Regions from separate parts of the Homo sapiens genome. Here region 1 is linked to region 2. Evidence: chromatin contacts called from ENCODE Hi-C or POLR2A ChIA-PET data. All regions are on one chromosome and are shown on one strand. Each heading gives the region's core, a stretch centred on a gene start or an enhancer-like site at or near the end of the contact. The rest is flanking DNA. Distances are from core to core; before and after follow the strand shown. Region 1 overlaps PIP5K1C (phosphatidylinositol-4-phosphate 5-kinase type 1 gamma). Region 2 holds the start of MFSD12 (major facilitator superfamily domain containing 12).

Evidence for each region. A loop is a pair of places that touch in the nucleus more often than their neighbours do. ChIA-PET counts read pairs that join two places held with the same protein, here RNA polymerase II (POLR2A). Pooled maps may share reads with other maps.
Region 1: a pooled map shows a loop between it and region 2 (2.4-fold over the local background). The contact joins the enhancer-like site here to the promoter of MFSD12 in region 2. A Hi-C loop is called at or near these places in 2 of 50 pooled maps. POLR2A ChIA-PET finds 5 or more read pairs at or near these places in 5 of 52 experiments (BJ, GM12878, HepG2 and 2 more).

Annotation. Positions count from the first base shown.
Region 1 is chr19:3,670,216-3,673,302 of GRCh38, reverse strand. The region is part of intron 1 of PIP5K1C (phosphatidylinositol-4-phosphate 5-kinase type 1 gamma); the gene reads left to right. Among named protein-coding and RNA genes, the nearest start is that of PIP5K1C, 29 kb to the left of the region's middle. RefSeq lists an enhancer at 473-1,148. Within about 2 kb of position 1,481, at least 19 of the 41 ENCODE cell types and tissues checked have a DNase peak (open chromatin) inside an H3K27ac peak, as active enhancers do.
Region 2 is chr19:3,555,783-3,559,287 of GRCh38, reverse strand. It overlaps MFSD12 (major facilitator superfamily domain containing 12), which reads left to right and starts at 1,702. Exons shown (of 10, transcript NM_174983.5): 1 at 1,702-2,182. The coding sequence starts at 1,885. RefSeq lists an enhancer at 863-1,157 and silencers at 1,267-1,816, 1,857-1,926, 2,107-2,276.

The DNA.
Region 1 (3,087 bases), core at 232-2,731, 110 kb before region 2:
GTGATGTTCAAGCCAGGTCTGGGGTGAAACAGGAACAAACCGTGAGGGAATCTTGGGACTGGCAGGCCAGGCAGAGGCACCGCTCGTGCAAAGGCCATGACACAGGGTGGCGCTGGCGTGCTGGAGGGACAGCGAGGGCCCGTGTGGCTGGAGCAGAGGGAGGAGCAGAGGGCAGGGAGGGGGCCACACAGGGTCTGGTGGGGTGACAGGGCCTGGTCTTCACCCTGCAGGGTTGCAGTGAGGCCTGGGGAGACCCTTGTCTGCGGTGGGGGCGGGGTGGGTGGGCCCCCTTTCGCAGAATCCCTCCCCTGCCGTGGGCTCTCCCCGGCCCCCCAGTCCCCAGCCCCCCAGTCCCCAGCTTCATCATCCTGGGCCTTCCAGGGCCCTGCCCACTCTCCCCCCGCCCCCACCGCCTCCAGGGCTGGGGCTTTCTCCTCCCAGCCATGGGGGTCTGGACCTTGGTTCTACAGGGATGAGGCCACCACTGTTCCTGTCCTGCCTGCTGTCACAGTGCCCTGCAGGTGCCCACAGGGGCTGAGGCACCTTCCACCCACCCTCGAGCTTGCCTCGCTGGGCCCTCTGCCCCACGGCGCCCTGTCGGTGAGCCCAGAATGTGCCCTGTTTCCTCTCACTGTGATGCCTCCCTCCCTCTGGCCACCTGTCCAGACCTCTCCGTCCCCATTCTTACTTTGGGTCTCACTGCAGAGCCAGCCTGACAATCTGCCTCCTCCCCCAGTTTAGTCATTCCCTGCCTCAGTGTCCATGTCAGACAGATGTGGAGAGGAAGCTCTGGCGGAGGCCTGTTGTGCAGAGAAAAGAGGAACGGGTATCTGTCAGTCCATGGGTCAGTCAACAAACACGCCCATGCTGTCAGCCCAGGGCAGGCCCCGTCCTGAGGGAGCCCCCAGGCTCAGCAGGAGGGACCAGGCTGGTCTGCAGGATGGGGCGGTGTCAGTGGGGTGGCAAAGGTGGCTGGTGTGGGACACAGTGTCCAGGGAGCACTGGCAGGGCCAGGGCGGAGACCAGGCGCAGGCCAGGGAACAGCTGGGTGCAGAGGCGGCCATGTGGCCCCGTGGAGAATGGCAGTGCCTCTAGGGCTCGAGCTGGCTTCAGCCGCACTTTATAGAGAGAGACTGAGGCTCAGAGAGAAGCCCTGGGCACACAGGGAGGTGGGGTGGCCGATGAGGTCACCGTGCAGCCAGCGATCAGAGCCGTGCACCGCAGGCCCGGGTCGCCACCACGTCCTGTGATGGGGCCAGGAGAGAGGGGCCCCAGCGGCAGAGCCCCCGCCTCGGGCCTGGCCAGCGGAAACTGCTCAGAGGGGCCACCTCCCGGCTCCGCAGCGCGGCTCGCCTTTCCTCCCCCGACTATTTTTAAAACCTAATTTCCTCGAAAACGGGGTGGCTCATTCAGCAGATAATTAGTCACGTCTCAGGCTGAGCAGAGCTCACCGTCATGACAGCCCCCTATGGGGGTCACGGCAGGCTCTGTGCCCTGAGCGGGCCTCATGGGGAGCGAGGATTGAGTGAAGATGGCGCTCACCTGCCCCCACCCCCTGGGCAGGCGGTGGCAGCAAGGCTGTGCTTTCTCCCCGTCCCCTCTCCTCCACAGGACACTCGGCTCTGGTCTCCCCTTGCTGCCCGTTCCTGCCTGCCCTGGGAGCCCCACATTTTCCCTGGGGTCCCCCAACCGAGTGCCTCCCCTCTCCGTCCTGCTCCACCTCCACCTCAGTGCTTCGGCCCCGGCCAGTCCCTTAACCCTACAGGCCCCCAGTGCAGGGACGTTCCCAGCAGGGCCCGAGCCGCCTGCCCCTCTCCTCTCCTCTCCCCGTTAGCCAGCTCAGGTGAGTCGGGCAGGTGAAGACGTGGAACCACAGAGGGAAACTGAGGCAGGGGGCCTACACCCAACACGGGTGACCCCGAGGTGCCTGGTGAGGTCAGCAGAGCTGGGTCTGGAGGGCCTCACTGCATCCACTGGGTCCCGGGGCCGTAGGGAGCCTGGGAGAGTCCGGGCAGGGGTGGACCCAAGCGCTGTGACCTCTCAGCATCGGGGCCACTGAGGAAAACAGCTGAGTCACCCAAGTGGGTGTGGGGGGGCCCCAGAGGGGTGGTTTCGCGAGTAGAGTCAGGACTGTGGGCAGGGAGGCCCCAGACAGGCCGAGCAGGGGGACGCCCGGGCCCCCGATGAGGTCTGGAACGTCCCGCCCCGGCCCACCGCTGGCTTCCTGCCCTCTCTTCTTTTCCTTCCCCCACACCCTGGACGTAAAACCGTGAATTGTTCTGCTCCCGGGCCGCCAACCCAAACATCACGTCAGCGTCCAGCACCTTCCGCCCCGCCGCGGCCCAGAGCAGGCCCTTTGTGGCCTGTCAGAGACCTGGGGGCGACTGGCCCTGTCCTCTGGAAGGACAGAGAAGCAGCCCGTCTTTCCCTTCACCGTGGCAGCCGGAATCCTGAGTCACCCCACTCCCTCCGTCCCCGTCCCCGCCCCTGCAGTGAGCACCATGGGTCTGTCCCCCAGATCCCTCCAGGGCCCACCCGCTGCCCACCCAGCCCTGCAGGGCATCCAGGTGGCCCGAGGGGAGGACCCTTCAGCTGTTCTTGCTGCCTTGAGAAGTACGCCCCCTCCCACCCAGGGCTGGGGTCCTCACTGGAGGGCTCCGTGTGAGGTCCTGGGCTGCCCAGACAAAGTCCCCGGGACTGGGGGGCTTGGAGCAGCAGGCCTTGAACAGGCGTTTGTTCTGGCTCAGCTCTGGAGGCCAGGAGCCTGAGGTCCAGGAGTGGGCAGGGCTCTGCCCTCCCGACCGACCTCGGAGAAGCTCCACACCCCTCTGCTCCTGGTGCCTCCGGGCATCCTTGGCGTTTCAGGGCCTGGAGGAGTGGTGCCCTCCCCGCCTCCACCCCACACGGCATCTTGGCCTCCCTGAGCGGCTTCTCTTATAAGGACAGCGGTGGATCCAGGGCCCACCCCACTCCGGCATGACCTCATCTTACCCAATGACATCAGCAAAGACTCTCTTTCCAAATACGGTTGCAGGCTGAGGTTCTTGGAAGGACGTGAATGTCGGAGGGACACCGTCCAACCCCGCA
Region 2 (3,505 bases), core at 453-2,952:
CCAAGGCGGGTGGGTCACTTCAGTTCAGGAGTTTGAGACCAGCCTGGCCAATATGGGGAAACCCCGTCTCTACTAAAAATACAAAAATTAGCTGGGCGTGGTGGTGGGTGCTCGTAGTCCCAGCTACTCGGGAGGCTGAGGCAGGAGAATCGCTGGAACTCGGGAGGCAGAGGCTGCAGTGAGCTGAGATTGCAACACAGCACTCCAGCCTGGGTGACAGACGGAGACTCCATCTCAAAAAGAGAGAGAGAGAGAGAAAGAAAGAAAGAAAACTGCTGGAGACCCGCCCGATGCAGAGGCTCATGTTTGTAATCCCAGAGCTTCTGGAGGCCAGGGTGGGAGGCTTGCTTGAGACCAGGAGTTTGAGGTCAACCTAAGCATCATAGTGAGACCCTGTCTCTCCAAAATTAAAAATACAAAAGTTAGCCACATGTGGTGATGCGTGCCTGTAGTCCCAGCTACCTGGGAGGCTGAGACAGGAGGATTACTTGAGCCCTGAAGATTGAGGCTGTAGTGAGCCATGATTGCACCAATGCACTGCAGCCTGGGCCACAGAGCAAGACCGTTTCTTTCTTTCTTTCTTTCTTTTTTGAGGCGGCGTTTCACTCTTGTTATCCAGGCTGGAGTGCAATGGCGCGGTCTTGGCTCACTGCAACCTCTGCCTCCTGGGTCAAGCGATTCTCCTGCCTCAGCCTCCAAAGTAGCTGGGATTACAGGCACCTGTCACCACGCTCGGCTAATTTTTGTATTTTTAATAGAGACGGGTTTCACCTTGTTGGCCAGGCTGGTCTCAAACTCCTGACCTCAGGTGATCCGCCCGCCTCGGCCTCCCAAAGTGCTGGGATTACAGGCGTGAGTCACCGCGCCCGTCTCAAGACCCTGTTTCTGAAATAAATAAAAAGAGGAAAGAAGAGAAAATGCTGCTGGAAGGAGTAGGGCCTGAGTTAGGGGGAACCGCACACACCCCCTGGAGGAACTTGAAACCCTCAGTCCGGTGACCCGTTTGTGGGAGGACGTTGGTTGGACGGGGAGGGTCGCGCGCACAGGCCTGGGAGTCACAGACGCCTGACTCACTGCGAGCCTCGGGCAACTCTGTTCCTCGCCTGTAAAATGAGAGTGAAATTTGCGTCACCACGTGGGGCTCTTTGCAGGCAACGCTCGTTAAAGGCCAGCTGGTACTATTATGTTGATTACCCCCATCATTACCGTTAGTAACCAATTAATTAGTGTTGTTGCGTCCTCTCCGCGCCCGATCGCGTCTCTCTAGGCCGGGGAGTCAGCGGACCCCGAGGCCAGCTCGGGCTCAGACCTCCCCCCAACCCCAAATCCAGAGCCCGTCCCACTCGCTCCACCCCGGCCCGCAGTGGGCTGTCCAGCTCCGGGTGGACTGGGGTGGTGCGGGCCTGGAGGCCGGGTCTGGGTGGGAGCCGGCGGTGCCCTCTGGTCCATTTCCTTCCCCAGTCTATGGGGGTGCCGGCCACTCCTGCGGCGCGCTCGGGGTTCGCCCTCATACCCGGCGGGCGCTAGGACCGCGTGGGCGCCCGTCGTAGAGGCGGAACGAGCCCTGCGGCCACGCCCCTCTCCTCTCTCCTTGGCGATTGGCTGCGGTTCCCCGGGGCGCGGCTCCGATTGGCTCAGGCACCGGAACCTCCCCGCCCTGCCCCGCCCGGCGCAGTCGCCCGGCTCTGGGGCCCGGCGGCTGCAGAGTCGAGCGTGGGGCGGACGCGGCGGACGTGGGTGAGGGCGCGGCCGTAAGAGAGCGGGACGCGGGGTGCCCGGCGCGTGGTGGGGGTCCCCGGCGCCTGCCCCCACGGCACCCAAGAAGGCCTGGCCAGGGTACCCTCCGCGGAGCCCGGGGGTGGGGGGCGCGGGCCCGGCGCCGCGATGGGCCCGGGACCCCCAGCGGCCGGAGCGGCGCCGTCCCCGCGGCCGCTGTCCCTGGTGGCGCGGCTGAGCTACGCCGTGGGCCACTTCCTCAACGACCTGTGCGCGTCCATGTGGTTCACCTACCTGCTGCTCTACCTGCACTCGGTGCGCGCCTACAGCTCCCGCGGCGCGGGGCTGCTGCTGCTGCTGGGCCAGGTGGCCGACGGGCTGTGCACACCGCTCGTGGGCTACGAGGCCGACCGCGCCGCCAGCTGCTGCGCCCGCTACGGCCCGCGCAAGGCCTGGCACCTGGTCGGTAAGCGTCCCGGCCCCGCCACCTGTCGGGCAGCCCCTCCGAGACTCCGCGACCCGGGCGCCTCCTCCCTCTGACTCACCACCCGCCGTCTGCCTGCCTCAGGATCGGAGTCTCCCCTCGGTCTGTCTGTCCCGTGGCCCGAGCTTCCCTGCACTGTCTGTCCACGGCCTTAACCTCCCCTATGTATCTGTCTGCCCTATGAGCTGAGTTTTCACCCCTCTGTCTGTCCCCTGGCCCGAACCTCCCCTGTCTGTCTGTCTGTGCCCATGGCCTGAGCTTCCTCCATCAGTCCCACCACCCAGCCCCCTCTCTCTGCCTGCCTGGGACCTAAGTCTCCCCTGTTTGTCTGCCCCATGAGCTGAGTTTTCACCCCTCTGGCTGTTCCGTGGCCTGAGCCTCCCCCGTCTGTCTGACTACCCAGTGGCCCCTCTGTGGTGTCACTCCTGAGCCTCCCCTGCCTGTCCCACCATCCAGCATCCCCCGTCTTTCTGCCCCATGGCCTGAGCCTCCCCCGTCTGACTGTGCTGTGCCTCCCCCATCTGTCTGACTGTGCAGTGCCTCCCCCATCTGTCCAACTGTGCAGGGCTTCTCTATCTGCCTGAGCCATGAGCCTCCCCCATCTGTCTGTTTAACTGCCCCGTATCCCCTCTGTCTGTCCCTTGGTCCAGCCTCCCCTGTCTGCCTCAGAGCTGCTGTCTGACCTGCGGGGCCCTCACCATCTGACTACATGACTTTCTAGTGGGAATGCCTTTGTTTGTCTGAGCCCCCGGGCCACCCTGAACCCTCTGGAGGGTTGGTGGTGACTGCTCAGCGCCTCCTTTGTCAGTCTGTCTAGCCTGAGCTCGTCTATTAGGGTGACCAACTGGGACAGCTATGGCTGAGGGACAGTCAGGCCCCCTAGAGCCTCCTCTCTCTCTGTGTGTTCTGCCAGGGCAACCTGGTGCGTCAGCAGTTTGAGGGTGCTGCTCCGGGAGTTGAGAGTTGGGAGCCGCCTGGGTGGGACTGGAGGGTCAGGGGTCTCTGCCCTGTTCTTGCATTGCCTCTATCTGTCTGGCCAGGGTCAGGGACCCCCTAGGTCTGGGGGAGCTGCCCTGATTAGAGAGGGCTGTTGGGAGGGCAGGAGGCTGGCGTCATGGGCTGGGTCACCCTGCCCCAGTGCCCATCGATAAGACTGCAGGGCTGCCTCCCAGCGGCCCTCCTCTCCCCTCCCGGACCCTGGGCCTGAAGATTAGCCGGCCTCCTTCCCTGCTCTTCTTGCCCTCACAGAAGTGCCGGCTGCGTCCTGGCATTTGGGACACATGTGGCATTTCAGCAGGCAGGGCC